Regions from separate parts of the Mus musculus genome. Here region 1 is linked to region 2. A link is a loop called in an ENCODE intact Hi-C map of the cell type or tissue named here. Cell type or tissue: heart. All regions are shown on one strand.

Evidence for each region. Peaks named below come from ENCODE experiments on the same cell type or tissue, not always from the same donor. Only the 100,000 strongest peaks of a DNase experiment are listed, where the experiment ranks them.
Region 1: a loop joins it to region 2, with 1.8 times the contacts of the local background. A loop is called at or near these places in 2 of 42 quality-filtered maps.

What each region holds. Positions count from the first base shown.
Region 1 is chr4:95,720,374-95,728,373 of GRCm38, reverse strand. The region is part of intron 6 of Fggy (FGGY carbohydrate kinase domain containing); the gene reads right to left. Among named protein-coding and RNA genes, the nearest start is that of Fggy, 170 kb to the right of the region's middle. In heart, a CTCF peak has its summit at 4,549 (motif pointing right); no DNase peak of the experiment used is centred here.
Region 2 is chr4:95,632,106-95,640,105 of GRCm38, reverse strand. All of the region lies in intron 5 of Fggy (FGGY carbohydrate kinase domain containing), which reads right to left. Among named protein-coding and RNA genes, the nearest start is that of Fggy, 79 kb to the right of the region's middle. In heart, a CTCF peak has its summit at 3,077; a DNase peak (open chromatin) is centred at 3,065; H3K27ac peaks cover 406 bases.

The sequences.
Region 1 (8,000 bases), 88 kb before region 2:
AATTCTGCTCTGCCTCAAGTAAAGAAGGAAATGCCCAAAGGCTGATTGATGTAGGCATTGTTCTTACACTCCAAGGATGCAGATTCATGGACTAAGATTCAGAGGTTTGATTCTAGAACCTGACCTGTGCCATCAGACCATCTACCTGGAGATTAAAGAAGGGATGACGCTTTGGGTTAAGGAGTATTCTCCCTCCAATACAGAGGGAGAGCTGGCCAAGTTGTCATTTAATCAAAATATTGGAGTCAAATCTGTGAATTCATGCAATTGTAATAGAAGATTCCAGAGTCATGCTGTGACTTTACAGCACTTAAACTCTACAGCTCTCGATTACCTGGGGTGGGGGTAGCATACACATTTTGGGGAAAATGGTCAACTGATAAAAAATGCAAAGTTCAAACTTTATAAATCTAATTTCTATGTTTTAAAAGTCTTATTCTTTGGACAGAGGATCTAGAAAAGTGAACAGATTTTAGTCAAAATGATAATTAGCTCAAAGCCCCAAAAAGAGTCCCTAGTCACCATGTCCAATTACCTAGGACACAAGAAGGGGCCCCCAGAGGAAGCTCTGAGCACAGCAAGAACCAGCTCTCCACTCCTACAGGAGTTAGTGTTCCGAAAGGCTAGAGAGAAGAAGACAAAGACAGAGAGAGGGCAGGAAAAGGGAGGAGAAGGGAGCTAAGTGTCACCTTTTGGGGTTGTTTCCAGAGATGGCATTTGGGTTACACATCCTCTGGGAGGTACTCAAAGTGGGACACCCATAGTAGTAGCCCACCAAGCCCTAGCATAAACAACAGAGCTGACTTTTAAAAGATAAATATGGAGAACATGAATTTGAAGGTAGTTAAGACTTAATTATAGGAACTACAAACACAAAGAGTAAAAAAAAAAAAAAAAAAAAAAAAAAATGCTGTCTCTTTACATTTCCCCTTCCCAGAGATAAATAGTAATGAAATTTGAGAAAGTATCACATGAGACTCCTCCACAATATTAAGATATGCCTTATTCAATTCCTTGTAGCAGAGTTAGTATGTTTATACAACCGTAAAGTCTGTGTTTTAAGCTCAACAGATGTCTTTCCTCATCAATGAGTATCATATTTTCTATTAGAGAATATATCATGATGTTATGGAGATGACTTGGTCAGAAAAGTGATTGCTGGGCAATCAGAAAGACTTGAGTTTGATCACTAACATCCAGATTTAAAAAAAAAAATAACCAACAAGGAGTAAAAGTGCACACATCTGTAATCTCAGCACTTCTTAACAGAGAACAGGAGAGCCTTGGGGCTTCTTGCCAGCCAGTCCAGCTGACTGGTGAGCTCCAGGTTCAGTTCAGCCAGAGACCCTGTCTCAAAAGCTAAGCTAGAGATTAAGAAGACATTGCTGGAGACCCCTGTTTTATACATGCATATGTGCATCCATATGTGCTTACATACCATATAAAAACATACATACAACACACACACACACATATGCACCTACACACAGAGGGGAAAATATACCACACTTTAAGATATGTCATATTATTTAACCATGTCTTAGAATTGAATATTTAACCCTTCTTTTTCTGTTTCAAAGCAATCCGGACTTAGCTTTATTTCAAAGTATACTGTAGGGGGACGGGGCTAATCTGACCATAAAAAAAAAAAAAAAAAAACAAAAAAACCTGTAATTTAGATCTTCAGTGACCTTCAAAGACTCATATACTTAGTCACCAGTCTCTGATGCTGTCAGAAAGTGGTGTAATATTTCTGAGTTGTTGCCCAATAGAAGGAAGTTAAGCTATCTAGGTATGGATATAAAGGTAATGGCCTCTTCCCCTCTCCCTTGGCATCCTAAATTAGCAGCTGTGTTACACCACACACTCCATACCCCAAAGCTTTATGTTGACATTTGGCGCAAAGCTATAGTAGTCAAGCAACCATGGACTGTCCTCTCTGAAACTGTGAGCCACATGAAATCTTTCTTCTTTTGGTTTATCTTAGGTGTGTTTTCTGTGGAACAGAAAGCTGACCCACACAGAGAGGAATAAACAAGGCTAAGAGATAAGGGGAGAGAGTTGTATGAGTGGCTAGTGAGAATTATTTATACTACTCAGCCTCCTGATTCAGGGAGGAATTGAGAAAGTTTTGGCCACACAATGTCTAGAAATTTGATCAAACAATATTTTGAGTATTTCTGTGAGAGACTTTTGGGGTGAGTCTTATGCTCACACCTGAGTAACATTCCTCAGCATTTTGCACACCTCTGGACTTGAACCACTGCTCTTCCTGTGCCTCACTTGAGTGTGCTGACCCTATATTGAAACTATAACATGGGCTCTCTTGTTCCTCAGAACTTTCGATGTGGGCCCTAAACCAGAAACTCTAGGGATTCCCTAGTTTCCAGAACTGGGTGAGATCATTTCTTATAATGAGTCCCCTTCTTTCTTGACACACTCTCACTCACCCTTGCCTCCGCCACACAGACCCTCCCCCTATGCCTCTTAGGGTGCTGTGATTAGCACAGAAATTGCAGGAAAGGCTGTGAGCTGGTTCAGATCAGGAATAGGCTAAGTTTAGCATGCAGGTTATGGACAGAATCTTACCGTTTGGCTCATCCACATTTTGTTCTCTTGATTTGTGACAACAATAAGTTTAATGAATCACTTGTAACATAGTGACTGGGAATTTGGATGGTCTGTATCTGACCTCCTCAGTGTAAAGAGGAACCTCACGGAGCCTTTCATAAGTTAGATGGGGGATCTGGCACCTTTTTCTGGCTTCCTCGGGTACCCGGCATGCATGTGGTGCACTGATATACATGCAGGTAAACCACTTATCCACATAAAATAAATAATTTAAAAAATGAAGAATGAAGCCTTTAGATCTGATCGGGCGAGAAGAAAGGGAGAAGATAAATGAAGTACAGGCTATGAGTACCTAAAAGGCAGCCATTAGAAGCTCAGTTCTTCAGATGGAGAACGTGTTTGGTAAATAGGAAAACCAGGAACTGACGCCAGCTGGTTGAGCCCACATCCTATTCCAACCTATCTATCTTCCTATTGTCTTAACAAGAACAACAACAAAAATATTTGGGAACAATCAAAACAAATTTCATGGGCAAAGGGGGAAGAAGAAAGGGGGCAGAAATGAGGAAGGGCAGAAGGAGAGGGAAGGGGTGGCATTAACCCTTTCCCAGAGCTCCTGTCTTCTCATTATTTTAGCACCTCGTTTCTCATCTGCTCTAGTAGACCAGCGAGATAACAACTAGCGTCACAACTCCATGCCTGCCATGCCCAAGGATCCCTTGAAACGTTTAAGAAATACACTTGCTCGGCCCAACCTTCAGCCAGTGAAACCAAACTCTGAGCAGGAGCCCCTCGCCAACTGAAACAGTGCTCCAGCTGCTTCTAATGCACAAAGTCCCCTGCAAGTTATGGAAAACACAAATCACTGTGCCCGTTTCTGATTTCTCATCAGCAGCAATGAAGTGAGCTTCTAGGATCGATACTTTTAAAGGGGCCTACAAAATCAGCCAAGGTAAGCACGGATTCCCAGAAATACTTCAGCAGTTACAATATTTGAGGGAACTGTGTAGGGAGTATGAGCCTTGCACCTGTAACCACCATGTAAAGATGGCCTTCTTCCTGACCAATCAAGAGACTTGAAGCTAGCAACTCTCTGTCCCCCTCCCCTTTATTTCTAAGAGAATTAATGGCATGCTTTTTAGAAAATTGTGAAAAGAGTAGAAAACCCTTGGCACCATGGATAGGAAGAGGTTCTTTCATTAGTCACCCAGTGACAATGACACAAAGCTAAGCTTAGTGAAATCTATTGTCTTGTGTGGCATAGGAAAGTTCAGGAAGGGGACTGCCAATGAGTCTGTTACCCATCTTCCCACACAGGACCCTCAGCTCCTACACCTGGAGTCTGAGGGGCTCTGTTTCCCTGAGTTCTGCTGGGCGTGAACATACCTTTTCACCCAAAAATGGGATGGCCTCTAATTAGGCAAAAAGTCAAATCTAAATGAGTCTAGAAGAAAATACATGGGAAAGTGAGGTACCAGTATGAGAATATTCTTAAACAATAAGAAGACAAAATTAGCCATGCTGTGTTGGTAGAGCTATGTGTATTAAGACCAACCAACTTTCAGGAAAACAAAGCCACTTGATACAGGAGAATCACACATCTGGGTTTCTGCCTGACCTTCTAGAAAGGGCTTCTCAGAGTGTGACGCTCTCAAAGGAGAAAGATGCAGAAAGTCACCTGAACCAGATGAGCAGAAAAGGCAGAGGACCAGGTCTCCCACACAGCAGAAACCAGCAGTTCCTATAAAACTTCCAACTCAGGGCATACAGCACTCTCCTTCCTTTTTTAAAAATGATAAGACTAAGGATGAAAACATAAACTTCAATAATTCCTCTTTCTTTTCCTGCTGGAAGATTACAAAACTACTTGCCTAGGTTTGATGAATAGGCCTTGTTCTTTTCCATATCCTGGGCTGAAAGCTATCCTCACTCTGTGCCCTTCCTTGCTCCTTCATATAACTACCTTCTCTATATCCACTAGGAGGCAGCATGGAAATCACCATCTCCAGGAACATTACCCCAACTGCCTACCTGCCCAGCACCCTGAGCCATGTATAGCCATATAAATACATACCTGAATTTAACACTTGCCAAAGTATTTTGCACACTATTTTAAAAAGACATTTATCTGTTGATGGAAAGCAGCTCTTAGTGCAAATGAAACAGAAATAAATGCTAAGCTAAAAGAAATTCGGTATGTTTCAAGAGCACCATGCACCTCTGAGATTTCAGAATGCTGGTATGCAATGACAGGCTAAGAAGACAAGGACAGGAATTCCGCACTCTCAAATGTCTGACCATGGACATTTGTTTTTCCTTAAAGTCACAATTGGTTCTGAAGTGTACACTGTATGATAGACTGATATATTGTAATGATGGTGTCTGCCTTCCACTAGTCACCAGGTTACAATTTTCCTTGTGAATAACAGTGTTTAATCATGTATTTCTGATATCTACAAGGGGAAAGTCAACTGGATGTTAAAAGTGGGATCATCATTTCTTTTCTATAAACCACCATGATGGCTTCTGATTATATTCAGAGGACACTGGGCTCCTCCAGGGCACATGGTTTTACCTTCTTAGGTCTTCTACAGCCCTCTCCCATCACATTAGGCTAAAGTGGTTCAAAAATATTAGTCAGATCTCCATGTCTTACCCCTTACATGTACCACCGTTTCTATGAGGAACATTCTTGTTGACATGTAACATTCCTCGGTCTTCACAATGGAGTCTCAATTCAAGAGTCTCTTCCTTAGAAAAGATATTCTACCCATGTTCCAAACATCTTCATTCCGATCCAGTATTGGCCCCTGTTTGTCCTTGCATACTGTCTGGGCTGTCATAGCATTACAACCTTAGCTGACCTTCTCATTGCTATATGCAAGAGTGGTGTAAGGTGGGACCTGCTGAATACTCATGGCTATGAAGGAATGAGTCTATCTAGGAGGTAGGAGGATGAGAGTCTCAGCCTTCCTTCAGATTTGATGACATTCTTACATGCTAGTGACTATTTCTGTGACCAGAGTGATATTTAACTACTAAAAGGTTATGTCTCTTCAACTACCAGGTAAGAAGAAGTAATAGACTTACAGTTTATGTGACAGATTGAATACAACGATTAATCTCTGTCTTCTCGAGAAGAGAACCAAGCACAATTAAAAAGGAATTATTTATTTACTTTTAAAATAGTGCTAAGATACACATAATATAATTTTATCATCTTAACTTTGAGTCTAATCCACTGTATGAAGTACACTCACACTGTTGGGCAAACCACCACCTCTCTCTATCTCCAGGACACATATACCTGGAAAAACTGAAATGATATTCACAATGTTCACCAAACAACAGCAGCACCCCACCCTCCCCCAGCCCTTCATAATCTTCATTTCACTTTTTATCTCTATAAACTGGTCTATTCAAGCACTACAGTTTGGATCTTAAGTGTCTTCTAAAGGCCCATGTCTTGAAGATTGTCTCTTGATAGGCAACAAACTACGGGGAGGTGGTTAGGACCCACAGCAGACACTGTCTGCTACTGGGCAGTCTTTGGCCATTGCCGGCAGATCACTGAGAAGACTGGAGGATTCCAACCCCTTCTTCTTATTTTACTTCCCATCCAGGACAGAAACATCTTTCCTCTGCCAAGTACTCTCAGTTGTCTTGTACTGCCTTACCTTGCCACAGGCTCATTGCAGCCTCGGAGACAAAAGAAACCTTTCTTCTTCGTAAGATGATTATTTCCTATATTTGTTATCGTGAGGGAAGGCTGACTAACACTGCTAAAACAATAGTCTTAGTGTGGTTTTTGTGCTGTAACCGAAGGCTACAGACTGGGAAATTTACAAATAAAAGATGACAGCTTATTTAGCACACATAGAAGCTAACAGGTTGAGAATATAATATTGGAATTTTAAGAGGTATCAAAGAGTAAGCCAAAGCAAGCTTGTTAGCACAGGTCTCTCCTTATTAAGCTCTAATGGCAGAGGGCCCACCATCCCTCATGACCTCATCAGATCCTCATTATTTCCTATAGGTCCCATCTCCAGATACTATTACTATACAAAACTTAGGATTAGACTGGCAACTCATGAATATTGGGGGAATACACTGAAACAACAGTAGTACTTTCCTTTTTTTTTTAATTTAATTTTATTTTTAATTTGTTTCTTACACTCCATATTCCATTCCCTAACCCCCCTCCCCCCCGAATCCCGCACATCCTCCCCACAGCCCCTGTCTCCACGTGGATGCCCCCACTCCCCACCCCACCTGACCTTTAAACTCCCTGGGGCCTCCAGTCTCTTAAGGGTTAGGTGCTTCAACTCTGAATGAACACAGACCTGGCAGTCCTCTACTGTATGTGTGTTAGGGGCCTCATAACAACTGGTGTACGCTGTCTATTTGATGATCCAGTGTTTGAGAGATCTCCGGGGTCCAGATTGAGACTGCTGGTCCTACTACAGGATCGCCCTTCTTCTTAGTTTCTTTCAGCTGCTTGCTGGGTCTTTCGGAGGGCAGTCATGATAAATCCCTTTTTCTGAGTGCTCCATAGCCTCAGTAGTAGTATCAGGCTTTGGGACCTCCCCCTGAGCTGGATTTCACTTTGGGCCTGTTGCTGGACCTTCATTTCCTCAGGCTGTTCTCCATTTCCATCTCTGTAATTCTTTCAGACAGGAAGTACTTTAAGTGGAATCATCTAGTATTTTACTTTTATGTCTGACATTTACATGATGTTGTTTAGCACAAAGGTTCATCTATGTGATAGTATGTTGCAGAATTTCTTTGCTTTTAAAGGGTGAATAGTGCTTCATTGAATTTCTGTACCACTTTTGTTTATCCCTCTCCAATCTATGGACTGTTTTCAATTTTTGGCTATTATAAATGATCCAAGGAACATGGCTAGAAAAATACTTCTATGGGCCACTGCTCTCAATTCCCTGAGCATATACCTTAAACATTTATGTTGGATCCTAATGGAGTTCTAGTTTGCTCCCCTTGAGCAGCAGCTTCACAGTTTCCATGACACCAGCATCATTTTATATCCCACCAATATGGTACAGGGCTAATTTCCCTACTTACACCATAGCACGTATTTTAGATTTTACTCTAAAGTGCAAACCCATCCAGCGTAAGTTACAAGACAAACTAACAGTAGCAAGAACATTTGAAAGCTAGGACAGCACAGTGAGGAATCGTGGTAAAATTACTAATACCAAAGAAACTTGGTTTGCCATGGAGAACACTGAAAAGCTTAAGACTTTGTGTTAATGCTACACCTTAAGAAGTTAAGAGTGAAGAAGGGAAGGCCTGAAACAGGAAGCTTGCTTAATAGAAACAGAAGGCTCAGTAATGGCTATATATATATATCTTTTTGCTTAAGAAATCCACACCAGGGATTCAATTGAACAAATCATCTGAAGAGTTGG
Region 2 (8,000 bases):
TGCTCAAACCTGGGGGGTGCCTGCTATGTCTGAAATGTTTCAAATGCATGTGGAGAGTTAAAAACAGCTCAATTTGGGTGCTATGAAAAAAAATCAATTTTTTAAATTAAAAGTCTATTTGAAGCTATGTGCATAATGATCAAAAATGGTACTGTAGTTTGGAACTTAAATGTTTCCTAAAAGCCCATGTGCTTAAAGGTTTGATTCCGAATTTGGCACTCATGAGCAGCGATAGAAACTCTTTTAAGGTGGGTTCTAATTGCAAGTTTTTAGCTTGTTTCTCTCTTTCACAAACCAGCTGTGATGTGAACAATTTTGTCCCGACACTCCTAATGTGCTGCTCTGCTACACTCCAAATGAACTGGTCCAACTGTTCGTGTGAGCCAAATTAAACCTTTTCTCTCTATAAACTAATTAACCCAGGTGTTTGTTATAGCAGCAAAAAGCTAACAGAGATGGCAAGGAGATAAATGCATAAAGTTGGTTTTATTCTTTATTACATTTATTTGTTTGTTTGCTGCTTGCTTGCTTATTGGAGGTGTGGGTCACCATCGCTCAGGCACACATGTGGAGGTCAGATGACAAATTGGAGGAAGGTGTTGGTTCTCTCCTTACATCATAGCATAGGTTCACACGATCAAACTTGACAGCACATACCTTAACCTGCTGAACCATCTCACTGGCTCTCAAATGTAGATCTCGTGATGTCCTGGCAGTGATGACACCCTCTTGAAGGTTAATGGTAACAAGCCATGTAGGTAGCTAGCATGCCTTAAACCTGTTGTAGGAAGAGCTTTCTACACATAATCTCTGCCAAGCCCCAAACCAAGCAATGATGAACAAAGGAGAGAAGAAAGTACACAGGGGCATGATGGGAAGTCAAAACGGTTGGTGGCTTTCCACTCCAGAATCCAGACTCTGCTTATCCTGGAGCCCACTTTCTCCTTTCCACAGATGATGTCTTCACACTACTTTCTAAAGGAAATTTCGGGATTCTTAGGACTAGAATATTATATGTGGAAACTCATTAGGAAAGGGAATAGTGGATTATGAACAGAAAGTCAAGTATAAGAATGAATCATTGTTTATAATAAACAAACAAAACCACACCAATTTTGAGACCATAGGTCCCTTTTGTTAGAGATCAGAAATGCTTCTACAGAGATGCTCTGACTACAATGTGATTCTCATCAAACCTTCCCTACCAACAACTGACTGTACCACATGAGTCTACACAGTGAAATACCCTGATTTTTTTCTTTTTTTTTTATTAGATATTTTCTTTATTTACATTTTAAATGCTATTCCCTTTCCTAGTTTCCTCTCTGAAAGTCCCCTATACCCCACCACCACCTGCTCCCCAACCCACCCACTCCCACTTCCTCGCCCTGGCATTCCCCTGTACTGGGGCATATAATTTTCACAAGACCAAGGGCCTCTCCTCCTATTGATGGCCGACTAGGCCATCCTCTGCTACATATGCAGCTAGAGACAGGAGCTCTGGGGGTACTGGTTAGTTCATGTTGTTGTTCCTCCTATAGGTTGCCGACCCCTTCAGCTCCTTGGGAAGTACCCTGATGTTTAAGCTCTGCATTTGTTTCACTGAAGGCCACCTCTACCACTGCTGGACAATCCTTTAAACCTTTGCAAAGAATTTCAACAAAGGGTGAGGCTTTGAGACAATTCACTACAAGACATCAAAGAAAGTAAATAGGAGTGCAGTGTAAAAGGAACGAGAAATCCCACATTTTCTTCTCTGTAAAAAAGATGGGACACAGTAAGAGGCATGGCTGTGAAGCCATGCATGCATTCCTAGGTGGGCCCCAGCCTCTGTTCCGTAGCAGCTGTGTGAGCCAGAACATGTTCCTTGGCACACTATCAGGACCACATAGGACAAATGCACAATATCCCAGAATGTAGTTCCTTTCCCACAGGACGAGCCCTTCACTGGCTTTCTCTTCTGTCCTGCCCCTCAGCCCATCCAGTCTAGTGTAGACAGGTTTCACTCTATATCTCTAGTATGTCCTGGAATGACTCCTATCACTGTACATTATTACCTGCTACTTCACCAGACATTCCCTAGATACCCAGACAGAAAAGCACACCACTATCTTTAAAAAGCAACTCCCATTAATGAATAGAACCCTACTCATGTGGCCTTTTGCTCATCACTGGCTGGGATGCTCCTCAGAAGCTGGGGCTATGCCTTGTTCTGCTGCAGACAGTCAGAGGAGAGAGGTCTAGCTCACAGAAGACGGTTCGAACTGAAATATCAGAAGTCCATCTCTTTTCCAAAACAACACAAAGGCAAGCTTTCCCCTAAGGGATCTCTTTTCCTTTCTGTAAAACAGTACACAGACCCCACCCCCCCCCCCCGCCCCTAGCCCCTAGCCCTCCACTGAATTACAGTTAAAATAGCTTTTGTGAAGGACAGACACGGGACACAGTGGCCATTTCTCTTCATGTGTGTGCACCCAGGCAATGAAGCCATTGTAATGGGAACAATGTGTGTTTCATTGCACTTCAACAGAACACATGACACTGTGTTTTGAGCCTGGGTGGGGATAGGGGCCAAAGTAAAGAAACCAACCCTAAAGTTTTATTGCATGAAATTCTGATAAAGAAGCACTTCGAAGCCTCTTTCCCATCATCAAAAAACCCACACTGGGCAAGATCAGAGCTTAACAGCCAAAAAAAAAAAAAAAAAAAAAAAAAAAAAAAAAAAAACCACATTCAATCCCTGAGATCATTTTCCTGAAATAGAAAACTACATATGTTTCTCAAATTTCACATCAAGCCACTGCAGAGGCCAGACTGCAGGGCTAAATTGGCCCAATAAGAGAAAAAGAAAGGAGAAGGGAGAAGGGAAAAAGAGAAGGAAAGAAACCTATTCTCCCACATGGCCACGTCTCCTCAGCACAATGTAGACTTACAAGCACCCAGCCACAGAGCTCTCAGTGAGAGTTGCTTATCCTGCAGCTTTTCCTTTGTCAAATTAAGAGACACTGCCTTGGATTAAAAAGACGCCTTAAATTCAAAAATGACTTCATGGTTGGCTCAGAGCTCCGAGTCTCCAGGGCTGGCCGCCAGGAGCACATCTAGTTCAGAGCCTCCCTCCCCTCCCTACTGGAATCAACCTGACTTCCAGAGAGACTGCAGGGCAAACCCTCAAGCAGAAGGGGTTTCCATACTAATTAAAGTCCAAGCACCTCTTTGAAACTATCTCCAGCTCAGCTTATAGAAAACTGAGGTTTCCTAAGAAGCAAGGATGGGGGTTAGGGATGAGGTAAGGGTACAAACAGGTAAAGTGGCATTGGGAAGATATTACGTTTTAAACAGCAGGCTACACTCTAGATAAGAACCAGAAAGAAATCTAGGAGGATGGATGAGCTAAAGACCTTTACAGAACCCGGGGAGAAGGCCTGACTTCTGAAAGGAGTAAGAGCCAGGCAATATTCAAAGCTGAGAGTTTTCACTAATGGATGCACTGCTTGGCACATTCTAACATACAGGTTGACATTTTTTTATTCATTAACAAAAATGAAAGCCATCTTCTAAATGACTTTAGAACAAAGGAATCCCTGATAGCAGTTTCTTAATAACATTTAAATATTTTTTCAAAGGCCCTTGAGAGAGAAGGAAAAGAAACACAGCAAAAAGGAGGTATATAAATTTTTAAAAAGAAACTATACAGAAGGGGAAGAGAAAGAAGAGAAGGAAGGGTCAGAATTTCCATGTAAAGTTGAGTTCCAGAGGTCTAATTCTACAATTAAACCTTAACTACCCATTTCTAAGGGAAAGAGCCTAAGAAAAAAATCCAAAGGGGTGAATGGTGGAAGTCCTTTCACTAGATTATTACATCTGCACAAGGGTCAGGACCCATGGTATGGGGCAAGTCCTTCAAGCTCCCCTCCACCTCCCTTCTGCATCCTGTAACCCATCTTGAACACAACCACACTGTTGGAGCCTTGCTATATCATAGATTCCAGTACAAGATGCTAACACCTATAATGAGACAGGATGAATCTGAAAGCAACCAGAATAAAATAATAAAGACAAAATAATCAGAAGATCCAATTATCATCCAAGAAACAGTCCACTGGCAGAGGGGTCCACCCTGGATACAAACTAACTGAAGAGTTTACAAAGAAATCCATTCTATGGAGACCTGGTTTCAAGAAAAGGTACCCCTAATCAAGTTACAGCCCAAAGGTCATACTGACCATGCAACCTTGTCCCTTGGTTTCAACCTCAGGGTAAAATACTTCTGATTTCAGTATCATGTTCATAGTTCCAAGACTGTCAACAGAGAGTATACCATCATATCCATTTGCAAGCGAGGAACCAAATTCTGAGACTATTTCACTTTGCCAAATTAAAATAACAAATGGAAATACATTTAAGAGATGATCTGAGGCTTCAGAAAAAAGACAAAAGGTTAAGTAGAGGAAAAGCCATATGGCTTCTCAGTTAGAATTTCTGCCATGCTCTATCCACAGGATTTATGTCTAGATGTATAGAGCAGAGAACCTGGCAAAGAACCTTCTAGAACCTGAGCATTATAGACTAGTGGATCTCAACAATGGGTGCACCTCACTGGCACTGAAGTCACATGGCAACTACATCTGAAGGCAAACTTTTGCACTTAGATTTGCTCAACTTCCAAACACTGAAAGAAGCCCTCTAACCTCCCTGCCTCCATGTACCCACAGAGATAGGTGCTAGTGTCTACACAGGACAGCAGTAGAACTGAAGTTCCAAAGAACTGGGGCTTTCTTAGGCATGGATGAAAAGGCATTCTAACCCTCACAGCCACTCCTACCGCTGGCTGGCACAATACAGTCTGGTTTCTTATTCTTTAAGCCTCTTTTTTCCCATTAATTTATTTATTTATTCACTTTACATCTCAATCACAGCCCTACCTCTCCTCCTAATCCCCTCTTCACAGTGCTCCACCCCATTATCCCCCCCATTCTCTTTCACTTCTGAGAAGGGGCTGGTCTCCCCTGGGTACCAACCCTCCCTGGCACCTCAAGTCACTGCAGGACTAGGTACATCCTTCCACCGAAGCCAAGCAAGACAGCCCAGTTAGGGGAGCAGGATCCACAAGCAGGCAACAGAGTTGGAACGGCCCCTTTTCCAGTAGTTGGAGAACCCACATAAAGACCAAGCTCCCTATCTGCTACATATGTGCACAGGGGTGGGGGAGGGTCTCTGTTAGTTGACTCTTGCTCTTGTGGAGTCCATATCCCCCGTAGATCCCTCAATACTTCCCCCAACTCTTCCGTAAGACTTTCCAAGCTCTATCTAATGATGGCTGTGGCTCTGCATCTGTTTTGGCCAGCTGCTGGTTGGGGCGTCTCAGAGGAGAGTTAGGCAAGATTCCTCTCTGCAAGCATAACAGAGCCCACAGGATGGACTCAAGTTAAGCCAGTCATTGGTTGGTTGTCCATTCCTTCAGTCTCTGTGACATCTTTGCCCCACCCTCCACCCCCCTTCTTGTAGACAGGACAAATTTTGAATTAAATGTTTTGTGGGTGAGTTGCTGACCTTACCCCCTCACTGGGAGTCCTGCCTGGCTACAGGAGGTGGTTATTTCAGGCTTCATATCACCCACTGCTAGGTGTCTCAGCTAGTTCCACCATTGTAGACTCCCTGGCACCTCCCCCATCTCAAGTCTCTGGCAAGCCCTAGAGATGCCCCCCCCCCCCACACACACACACATTTCCATTTACTGTCCTAGCCCTCTCTCCTTGGCTTTCTCTACATCTGACCTCAGCTCCCCTCCACTCCTCATCCCCTCTCCTGCCCAGTTCCCTCCCTGGCCAGAGCAATCTCCACACCTGTTTGCATGTTCACATTCACAAGAGCTCTAAGGTACTAGAGTATTCCTATTCAATGCCTCACTGGAGAAGATAAGATAAAACCTCCAAACCGAAGGGGCTTAGGGGAAGCATTAAGCAACTTTATTTGATTTCTGAAAGACTGTACTTTTCTCCACACGAGCTTCTTATTTGAGTTTGCATTTACCTCAATATAATACTAAAATAAGTAAATACATTTTACTAAAGTAGAATTTGACCTAAAGTAAGGACAAATGGAGGTGGTCCGTGCCATGTACTAGAACGTGAGATATTCTATCCATGCATTGTATTTTCTATTTAAAGCAAACTGAGGCTTTGTCCTTCTGTAAAAGGAAATGGATTAACAGGGATTAAACCTGTATGCAAGGCCACCCAGGTGAGTATCAGTAAATAGTTCTAGCTAGAGAACATTTGGTTTCACTTCATGTTTTAAAAAATAAATTTAACTATGCATCTGTGTGGAGTTCTGTGCACATGAGAGCCAGTATCATGGAGGCTAGTGGAAGGTATTGGGTCCTCTGAAGCTGAAGTTCTAGGCAGCTGTGAGCCACCCAACTTGGGTACTGGAAACTTAACCTAGTTCCCCTGCAAGAACAGCAAATGCTTCTACCCACTGAGCTATCTCCACTTTTACTTTTATGGCTCCATTACTTTCATGGATTTTTAAGTGTTCAAGGAATATGAGGCACCAACTGCTCGATTAAAATCTCATAGGTGTTCTATGACTACAGATCAAGAATAAATATATGGATTTGTAGATGAGGGAATGACAGAAACTGAGCTAAGGTTGCTTCAGACCTTAACATCTTCCCCATAATCAGCATAGATAGTGTGCTCTATGATTATGATGGAGGAATTATAAATTGATATCTAGGACACTGTCCAATGCAATTTACTGAGAAACGATGGTTTTGTAATTGTCTTTTTAACCTGTCCAATAGCAATTGTCTTTAGTTTTTCTCTAGTAGTAAGAAAACGCCAAGATTATTTGGGTAGAAAGGTACTCAGATAAAACAGCCTCCCTCTGGCTACTTTTGGCCATAAGTCTAAGTGTTGATTGATGATTATATAAAGGAAAGTGTAATACAGATCTCCCAGGAAGATCATTTACATAAGGCTAGCTCAGCTCTGTGGCACACCCTATGTGCCCCTGACATCTTTTTATCATGGACACTACAGAAATATCCCAGACCGTGAAGTAATCTCAAGCATGAGTTCCGAAAGACAGTGAAGTAGAAATGGTAAATAATAATAATAATAATAATATCTTTAATTACTTCATGGGACCTTTACAATAGACCAAAGACTCTCTCTAAATTTATTTATATGAGAGAATCAAACTTTATGGTTGTGTTATTTTTAAATTTTAATTCTTTCTATTATTCATCAGTAAAGAGATAAGGGTTATAAGTCTCTGAAGAGTGTGGAAACATCTTTCTTATATTCCCAAACTAAGGGTAAAGGACATGTCATATTTATAGGTCATTTCTCAGCATTATTAACTACATTCAAGAATCAGCTGATCAGAAAAGACTGAATCATTCTTCCTAGAACTTAGAAGGGCTGTTTTATCTAGCTCTGTTCTGAGAAATCATCCTTCAATACAACTATAAAACAATGCAAATCAAAATGCATTAGCATGGAACAGATCATGAATAACTGCTTTTCCCTTCGAGGTCTAGCCAAAGCATCCTACCTAAAAGATGAACAAAATTCAGTCAATTTTACTTTTAACCGGAGAGCACTAAAGTTTAAAAAGACTATTAAATCACAACAAGAAACCACTTTACCCTGATCATAATGGTTTTTTTCTTTTAAGAAAGGAGAGAAACTAAGTGCTGGCAAGGCTGTAAGAAAACTGGCACTCTGATTTGTGGCAGGTAGAAAGGTAGAGGAAGCTCCTCTAAAAGCCATACACAGAATGTCTACACAAACCAGCTTCAAACCAGCTCTTAGATGATCCTCCAAAGAACTCAAAGCAGGTAGTTGAACAAATCCTTATGAATAACTGCCACATGTTGAACACCATCGGTCCCAAAAGTTCATGGGCTGGAAGCTTGGTTGCCATTTTTATAGTATTGAGATAAGGCAGATCTTTAAGAGGGAGCAGCTAGTGGTGAGGTAGATCATAGAAGC